2 separate regions of the Homo sapiens genome follow, and region 1 is linked to region 2. Evidence: read pairs that join two places in POLR2A ChIA-PET (ENCODE). Cell type or tissue: GM12878. All regions are shown on one strand.

What was found. ChIA-PET counts read pairs that join two places held together with the same protein. Peaks named below come from ENCODE experiments on the same cell type or tissue, not always from the same donor. Only the 100,000 strongest peaks of a DNase experiment are listed, where the experiment ranks them.
Region 1: POLR2A ChIA-PET joins it to region 2 with 5 read pairs; 1 of 35 experiments calls an interaction of 5 or more read pairs at or near these places.

What each region holds. Positions count from the first base shown.
Region 1 is chr12:82,648,836-82,653,835 of GRCh38, forward strand. No RefSeq gene overlaps it. Among named protein-coding and RNA genes, the nearest start is that of TMTC2, 36 kb to the right of the region's middle. RefSeq lists an enhancer at 1,203-2,402. In GM12878, no CTCF peak of the experiment used is centred here; a DNase peak (open chromatin) is centred at 1,996.
Region 2 is chr12:82,591,410-82,596,409 of GRCh38, forward strand. No RefSeq gene overlaps it. Among named protein-coding and RNA genes, the nearest start is that of TMTC2, 93 kb to the right of the region's middle. In GM12878, no CTCF peak of the experiment used is centred here; DNase peaks (open chromatin) are centred at 1,912 and 2,692; H3K27ac peaks cover 679 bases.

The DNA.
Region 1 (5,000 bases), 57 kb after region 2:
CATTAATGTTTGTGCATCTTTTAGATAGTAATATACATGCAGAGATTACAGCATATTTCCTAGACAATAAGTGTGTTGTGACACATAAATAATGAATAGTAAAATGTGACTGAAACCTTCCTAAAACAGGAGAGCATCTGCACACCTTGATATTTCTGAATGGTTCAATTAATGAAAAGTAATTAACAGATATCTATATAAAGACATAGATTTATTATTTTAAAGAGGATACTTTCCCTTACTGTAATGAAAAACAAAGTTATTCTTCCCAGTAGAGGTCATGCAAGGGTCTATAATTAAGGAGTGTTTGTAATTAAGACCTTTGCATATGTGAAAAGTATTGTAGAGTAATTATAAACATTTAATTTTTTAAATGCATTCATTGTTTCCTTTATAATCTTTTAACACATTTGGTTTTGCATTTGGATACATTTAGCATCATACAAAAATAAACCCCAATGCCCATATTTTATCATTTTTGATCTTACCAATTGAAAAATGTCAAACACCATCAACATTTAGAATGGCTATATTTTCAGAACTAAAATTAGAAAGAATATAAGAATTATAAATATTGGAATATTCGAGGACTTTAAAATAATTCTTAAGGATTATTCTTCTTAATGGCACTTAGTTCTCCTTAATTATCTCCTTAGTAGGCTCGACTATTGAACAAGACTCTCCAGCACATCCCAGGACACATGATGGCCACACTTATATTTTAGTTGTTATGGCTTTGACCTGCACATTCAAATTGCAGCCATGTTGGTGATATGGTTTGACTCCATGTCTCCACCCAAATCTCATCTCAAATTATAATCCCTACATGTTGAAGGAGGGACCTGGTGGGAGGTGACTGGATCATGGAGGCGGTTTCCCCCATGCTATTCTCATGATAGTGAGTGAGTTCTCCCAAGAGCTGATGGTTTTAAACTGTGGCACTTCCTCCCTCACTCAGTCTCTCTCCTGCCACCTTGTGAAGGTGCTTGCTTCCCCTTCCCCTTCTGCCATGATTGTAAGTTTCCTGAGGCCTCCTCAGCCATGCAGAAATGTGAGTCAATTAAACCACTTTTGTTTATAAATTACCCAGTTTCAGGCAGTATCTTTATAGCAGTGTGAGAATGGACAAATAATAATTGGCATGCCCTTTCATAAATTTATATTTTTGCATAATCCTGGTCCTTCTCTCTAGCCTACACTCTTAACTTCTTCATGTAGGGAATTCCTCTTCATTCTCTATGTCCCAACTTAAATAGTAACAATTTCTATATATTAAAATCAGCTTCTGTCTATCAAGTAGCTAATAAGTACCAGGAATTAGGCTAAGCACTTTCCAAACATCATCTCATTTATTATTTACAATAAATCTGTGACATTTTCTAGATATGAAACTTCAATAAAGAGGTTAACACAAGTGCTTTCAAGCTATTTATAATAAAGGACCATCATTTTTATTTTTAATCTGTCATTGACTAAAACTTTTCTAAAATGTAGTAAAAATAAATAGCTAAAATCATGAAATTTAAAAGGCTATAAAAATACAAATTCAATTTATTTATTATTAGATTACATAAATATAAAATTAATCAATCTGTTCTAAAGGTTTCTAGCTCTACATTTCTGTGCTTTGTCATCAATGACTGATGGCAGACTTCTTTTATCAGCTCATAGCATACTTCTTTCACCTGTTCTTATCCTGGAACTATACTTTGAGTAGCACTGTTTAGCAACTTGTTACTCCTGTAGCAGATCAACATTATTTTGACTGCAAGGTTTTGTTCTGCACTTTTAATCACCAAGGCTTCTTTTTACATTTTAGGAACCTAGACCAAATTATCAATAGGCCCAAGCAAGAAATGCCTTTCTCAGACACCTTTTCACACTAAGGCTTACCTCATTTCCTGACCTCAATCTGACCTTTCTCTGTATGACTGACAGTGGGAACAGTAGGGAATTATCAAGGAAACCCCACCCATCAGGGTGCGGTCCTATGACTCATCAGAACAAAGTAGTCCACTGTGCCTGCAGTGAAGTTATTCAATCTTAGATAATGCCACACATGGAGCATCAGGTTCCTCTCGTCAGGCTTCCTCCAGGGAGCTTCATGCCTACCAGTGTTTCCAACATTCTTGATGATCTTCTTTTCAGATTTCCTGCAATCAGTTGCCTGAAAGTTTTACACCCACAACTCTGAGAATAAGCAATAATCTACAGCACTGGGCAGTTTTGGAAAAGGAACATTTCTCCCAAAGACAACCAAATCCACAGAGGCCAGGTTCTACTAAAAGGGACTCAATTAACATTTCCCAATAGAACAAATAACTTCTTAGACCGGAAACATCTGCATGCAAGTAATAGCCCTGTCTTTCTTCAGCATAATGTGGGGACCTAGTTTTACAATTTCATCCCTTAAAGACTCATTGTGCTGTGTGTTTTTCCTCAAAAAATAAATGGGTGGTCTAGCTTAAAAGTAAATACAAGTGTCTAAAATTTAGACAACAAAAAATGTATAACACCATTTACTTTTTTTTCCAAGTCATACTCACAGTTTAGAAGAATGCTAGTCCTGTTTCAGTCAGTCATTTTAATTCATAATTCAATATACACAGTCTATTTCAGAATTTTATAACTTGCTATGAATACCAATCGCCCCTTCCCTTGAAATACCCCAAACCTAAAATAAACACTGGAATATATTTCTGATACATTTAACAGCACGAGGAAGATTCATTGTAAGTTACATAGCTGAATATTATCACAAGAGAAAAGGTAGGTGAACAGATGCACCTAATTCGATGTGAGTCACTCGACCTGGCACTTCACAGAACCCTAAGTACATGTACTGAATGCTGCCCTCACCTCCCCAGTCATGACACATTTGCAGTGATGCAAGGAGAAGCATTATTCTAAAGTCAACTTCAAAATGCCTTAGGCTGGCAACAAATTATCATGTTGGTGGTTTCGGTAAGTGTGTAATATTTTAAACATTACATGTATAGAGGCCACCAACATGAAAATTTCTAAATGTTCTAGAATATTTTTCATTGTTGTTATTTTAATTACTTATTCCACTACCCAATTATGCCTTTTGCTTTTCTTCTTTTCTCTCTAGACAACTACCTCATGAGACCTAAATAATTCACTCTATTCATAAGAGGTCATTTCTCTGATACCTGAGATGGATTTTCTAATTTGCAGATTATCCATTCTTTTTATTTTTCTCTTCTGCTTTGTGCCCTTTGCCATTTCAGTACTTGATTAATGTTTGCAAAGATCTAGAGGGAAGTGGGGAGAAAATGAAATCAATTCTGCTGTTTATGAGGAACTGCGATAAAAGTTCCTACTGAGGACAATGGCTAAAGTAAGATTTTTCTGTGCAATGCCTCCATGACAAGAGCTATCTGAACACTGATAAACAGCACAGCAGTTTAGAATTGTCCTGAGGCAATTTTCAATTTTCCAGTTCTTTATAAGTAACTCTCTTCTCTATAGATATGCTTATTTAGGTATTTCTCTTGCATTTTCCCCTTTCAAGAGAGCAGACTTTCATTATTTTGTAGCAAAGATTTTTTGGTATTGATTCTTTTTTGTTTTTAATTTTATTATTATTATACTTTAAGTTTTAGGGTACATGTGCACAACGTGCAGGTTTGTTACATATGTATACATGTGCCATGTTGGTGTGTTGCACCCATTAACTCGTCATTTAGCATTAGGTATATCTCCTAATGCTATCCCTCCCCCCTCCCCCCCACCCCACAGCAGTCCCCAGTGTGTGATGTTCCCCTTCCTGTATCCATGTGTTCTCATTGTTCAATTCCCACCTATAAGTGAGAACATGCGGTGTTTGGTTTTTTGTCCTTGCAATAGTTTGCTGAGAATGATGGTTTCCAGCTTCATCCATGTCCCTGCAAAGGACATGAACTCATCCTTTTTTATGGCTGCATAGTATTCCATGGTGTATATTTGCCACATTTTCTTAATCCAGTCTATCATTGTTGGACATTTGGGTTGGTTCCAAGTCTTTGCTATTGTGAATAGTGCCGCTATAAACATACGTGTGCATGAGTCTTTATAACAGCATGATTTATAATCCTTGGGTATATACCTAGTAATGGGATGGCTGGGTCAAATGGTATTTCTAGTTCTAGATCCCTGAGGAATCGCTACACTGACTTCCACAATGGTTGAACTATTTCAACCATAGAGTCCCACCAACAGTGTAAAAGTGTTCCTGTTTCTCCACATCCTCTCCAGCACCTGTTGTTTCCTGACTTTTTAATGATCGCCATTCTAACTGGTGTGAGATAGTATCTCATTGTGGTTTTGATTTGCATTTCTCTGATGGCCAGTGATGATGAGCATTTTTTCATGTGTTTTTTGGCTGCATAAATGTCTTCTTTTGAGAAGTGTCTGTTCATATCCTTTGTCCACTTTTTAATGGGGTGGTTTGGTTTTTTCTTGTAAATTTGTTTGAGTTCATTGTAGATTCTGGATATTAGCCCTTTGTCAGATGAGTAGATTGCAAAAATTTTCTCCCATTTTGTAGGTTGCCTGTTCACTCTGATGGTAGTTTCTTTTGCTGTGCAGAAGCTCTTTGGTTTAATTAGATCCCATTTGTCAATTTTGGCTTTTGTTGCCATTGCTTTTGGTGTTTTAGACATGAAGTCCTTGCCCATGCCTATGTCCTGAATGGTATTGCCTAGGTTTTCTTCTAGGGTTTTTATGGTTTTAGGTCTAACATGTAAGTCTTTAATCCATCTTGAATTAATTTTTGTATAAGGTGTAAGGAAGGGATCCAGTTTCAGCTTTCTACATATGGCTAGCCAGTTTTCCCAGCACCATTTATTAAATAGGGAATCCTTCTCCCATTGCTTGTTTTTGTCAGGTCTGTCAAAGATCAGATAGTTGTAGATATGCGGCATTATTTCTGAGGGCTCTGTCCTGTTCCATTGGTCTATATCTCTGTTTTGGTACCAGTACCATGCTGTTTTGGTTAC
Region 2 (5,000 bases):
ATCCTGGCTAACACGGAGAAACCCTGTCTCTACTAAAAATACAAAAAAAATTAGCCAGGCATAGTGGCGGGCGTCTATAGTCCCAGCTACTCAGGAGGCTGAGGCAGGAGAATGGCGTAAATCCAGGAGGTGGAGCTTGCAGTGAGCTGAGATCACGCCACTGCCCTCCAGCCTGTGCAACTGAGCAAGACTCCGTCTCCAAATAATAATAATAATAATAATAATAATAATAATAATAATAATAGTAATAATAATAAAAGAACCATACAGACATATTGCCTGGATTTTCACCACTCAACATGAATGTGCTCACCTTCCCTTGGGTGAGACCATGTAGGCACAACATGCAGCTCATGATAAGTTTTATTGAACTTTTAGAGAGCTAGTTAATTAATTTATTTAAAACATTGAGCCTGAAAACTTTAATTTTATATTATGCAGTCATTAAAATCATTTTTTAAAAGTTGATCTTATAGAAGTAGAGAGAACAGTGGCCACCAAAGCTGGGAAAGTAGAGTGGAGTGGGAAAGAGAAGAGGTTGGTCAATGGGCATAAAGCTGTATCTAGGTAGGAGGAACAAGCTCTGGAGCTCTGCTGAACAGCGTGGAGAACATAGTCAAAGACAGTGCACCATACCCTTCAGAGTAGCCAGAAAAGAGGACCCTGAATGGTCTTAGCACAAAGAAAGGATAAGGTAATGGACATGAGGCAATGGACATGCCAGTCACCCCAATCTGGTCACCATACAATGTATACATGGATTGAAATGCCACATGGCACTCCATGAGCATGTACAATTTTTTGCTTGTATTTTTAATTGATAGATAATAATTGTACATATTTATGGAGCACAGCCTGATAATACATACAACATGCAATGACCAACTCTAGGCAACCAGCACATTCATCACCCTAAACCCCTATCACCTCCCCATGTTGGGAATACCCAAAATCTGTTCCCCCATCCTCTGGAAAATACATGGTAAAATGTCATTAAGTATAGTCAACCCACAGTGCCATAGAACACAAGAACCCATTCCTCCCATCCAGCTGCAACACTGCATCTACCAGCCACCCTCTGACCACCTCTCTTTCCCCTTTACCACCTCTCCTTCCTACCTACCCATCCCATCCTCTAGTAACCACTATTCTACTCTCTACTTCTATGAGATGAACCCCTTTAGCTTTCATATATGAGTGAGAACATGTGGTATTTGTCTTTCTATGCCTGGCGTATTTCACCTCCAAGCTCATCCATGTTGCCTCAAATGACAGAATTTCATTCTTTTTTATGGCTGAATACTATTCCATTACCTATATCTTTTGAATTTAGAAGGTAATGTTAGAAATATTTTGGTTACTTTGTTAGAGGAGTCAGTGAAATTCAATAACTAAATCAATTCAAAAAATATTTACTAAGCTATAACTATGTGCTTATCATTAGCACAGAAGTAGGGAAATATACTTCTTACTATTTCAATGAGTGAAAATAAATGTATATTCCATTTAGTAAAATAGCAATGTTGAGCAACATACCATTACTATTCATATGAGTGATATAGAAAATAAGGACCATAAAGGAATGATTATCAGTCTGGAGTGAAATCATTAGGAAAGATTCCCCTCGACAGAGCAACATTTAAGTATTTTTAAGCATGTGAATTTTAAAGTCCTAAAGACCTGGGTCCATACCAATACCCACCATCTGTTTTCTTTGTGACTTTGTGACAGTTACCTCGTATCTCAAACCTCAGTTTCCTCACCCATCAAAGAAAAATGATAGTCACTTTTTGAGTAATGGTGAAGATTCAAATGAGACAATTATTGCAGAGCACCCAATACAGGGTCAGTCTCATTCTAACTTATCTAACTCATTAATGATGTTGTCATAAGAGTCAAAGTAGTAATCGTTGGTGTAGTCACAATCTTAGTTGTAGTACGAGTCATGGTACTCATAACAGTAATTGCCTGAGTTGTGGTACAGTATCAACAAAGAGTAGAGGAGAGAATACTCTAATGGTGGCAACAGGATGAACAGAGATTAGGAAACAATTACAAGTGTTTTATTTTTAGATCAATGAGATTACCTAGTTAAAGTGTTTAAATGATTGGAGAGTAGTGGGAAATAAAACTGTATAAGTAATTAAGGATAAATTGCAAATTATTAAGGCCCATAATTTTTTTCTTTGTTGGGATGAGAGTGAGTGAGTAATCACCCATTACCCTTAACAATTTTTGGTTGACATTGTGATGCACATACCTGGCTGGATACGATAGAGAGTCGGATATTATCTTGAACTGAATAAAAAGAATAGAGTATTGTGGTGTATTTTTTGTTCTCTATCATTAAGTAGTCAAAAGAATAAGAAATAACCCAAAGTAATTTAGGCTTAGTATGCAGGGATACTCTCAACCCTTTGGAAGGGCCTTGGCAAGTATTTCCTATTATTATTCATGATATCTCCAAATCTCCTTTGGTTCAAAAAGGTTTCTGAGGGGGAAAATAATCTGTAAAAAAGCAAGGTTCACAGGGAGCTGAAAGTGTCTAGCCTAGTTAACAAGTAACTTTATGCAAAATAACTTTCACAGTAATAAGGAGCTTTCAAATGCAGCCAGCAGTGGTTTGGTTGCCATGCTACCAAAAGTAAGCTCCAGTGTGTTTTCAGTTATTTTTGCTTTGGAAGTATTTTGTGCCATGTGTGCTCCAAGGAAGAACCAGGCAGTCAAGCCTGGGCTGGGTTGTTTAGTCCTCTGGGAAAAGAAGAAATGAGCAGATCACTGCCCAGGGGAACAGGGCTCATTAGCAGACAAAGTTGACAGGTGTTTGCTCTCTGAAAAGAGCAGTAGCTGTAGAAAAACTCAGCCGTGGTGGTTTTCTATAACATAAAAGCTGTTAGTGCAAGGAAGAGTGGGGGGAGACAGAGCAGGCTGAGAAGGCAGCATACAAATAGGATATCCAAATATGCCTATTTGTGTGGGACTAAATATTTCTAGGCACGTGGGACTTTCAGTTTTAAAACAGGGACAGTCCTGGACAAATTGGGATAGTGGTCATCCTAAGAACAAACTCAGCCTATTTTCTGTGCAGACTAAAAGGCCATATACAACTCTTTACTAGACACAAAAGTACCAGCAGAGTACAGACACAATGCACCAACCTTGTGCTTAAACCACAAGCCATCAATGTGTAAAATCATAAATGGTCCATCCAAAGTCCCCAGTTGCTTCCTGCAAGTGAATAGAAAGATATTTATTATTTAACAAATATAAATACTGATGAGTAGTAATGAAGGTGAGACAATATTCAAGAACATAACAATGTTTGGTCTTAGAACGTTCTTGATCTTAACAAAATTGCCCTCAATCACTGCTTCCCAAGTTACTGAGAGTGACTCAGTTTTCCTTTTTTCCTTTCTCAACAGGAAAGCTACCCCTCCTTCAGCAGGACTATGAAAGCAGTACTTTATTTGCTAAACTAGGAAGCTGCCCTACAGCTGTCACCTTCAGAACCAGCCACTTCTGCCATGTTCTATACCTTCAAAGTGGCTATTTCCAAATTGCTTCTCTTTTCATAGAACAAATTCCTGACTCAAAGTTTTGCTTGAGATCATCTAGTTGGTGAAACTTCAGTCATACATGAAACCCTAACTGCAAGGTAGTCTAAGAAATGTGTGAGCTTCTGCATGCTCTTTGGTGTTGGAAGGCATTTCAGTTGAGCCAATCCGCAGCTTGCACCAATGCCTTTACTTCGGTTTTCCATAGTTACACAAATAGTCAAAAACATGCATTGTAATTTGAGTAGATCCATTTTGAGATAATGGAATCCTCAGGTCATTTTATTTAAATAAGAGAGGTTCTTATCCTAAGCATATTCTAAAATAATTCTTTTGCTTGGTGCTAGTGTGTTTTCATGAGTTGCGAGGGGCAGAAGCAGCTAAAATTCTCCATGATATATTACGCTTTTGGTGACTTCAGTGATCATCTTCCCCCTCTCTATTTGGTTGAACTTTGGATACGTCAAATCCAAATTTAGGTAGAGGTCAGGCCTTCTGGAAAACAATAACACATTCCTAGTAACCATAGACATTTGCTACTGGTAAGCAAAAACTCAAGAAAAGAAAACACAATTGTCTGTGGTTAAGTGGAAAGTTTTCACATTGTCCAAAGAGCTTTTCAATTCTTTGACTAGGCAATTGCCTTGTTAGAGACATCGCTCTAAAGAAAGAACAGAATGATTTCTTTTTTTTTCTGAGAAAATGAAGACCATCATGGTGATGGAGAAAAGTGAAATATATATATATATATATATGTGTATATATATATATATAAATGTATATATTTAAGTTGATTGACAGTTTTCATTTTGAGCAGGAACATGCATTTGAATGACATCCTAAATCATGGTTAAACTTGACAATGAATAGGATTAATTAAGGATCTCCATTCAAAAAACACAGGAACTCAAAAAAAATTTTTTTAAGTTATGCATATCTTCCAGGTAATGAATTTCGATGTAATGTATTATCAATTTAATTATGTACTCATGCATTTTTTTCTTTAAATTCAAAGGAGTTCAGCATTTAGGAATAATGATTCTACAATGCATTGGCTCTTGACTGCATGTAAATGATATATGATTGTTCCATAAGACCCTCATACCAGGTGCAAATGACAGACACAACAGGCATGATGACAGACAGAGGGTTCTTATAAATAGCAACACAAGGGTTAATGTATTAAGGGTTTCAGCATCCACAGCTGTTTCCCTTCAGCTGATATGACTGAGCTGCTTTGTTAATAGACCTTATAATACCATCTCTGATTATGTTACTTTGTTTCTCTACTGCATTTTTTAGAATCAGGTTGATCTAGCTAGCAAGGAAAAAGGGCTGTAAAAGACTCTGATGAAACCTAGAAAGATGTCAGATTCAATGGCGTTTGCTAGGTGTTGTGCTTTTCACTTATGGTTGCTTTAATCTAAATGATTCTGCCAGATGAAT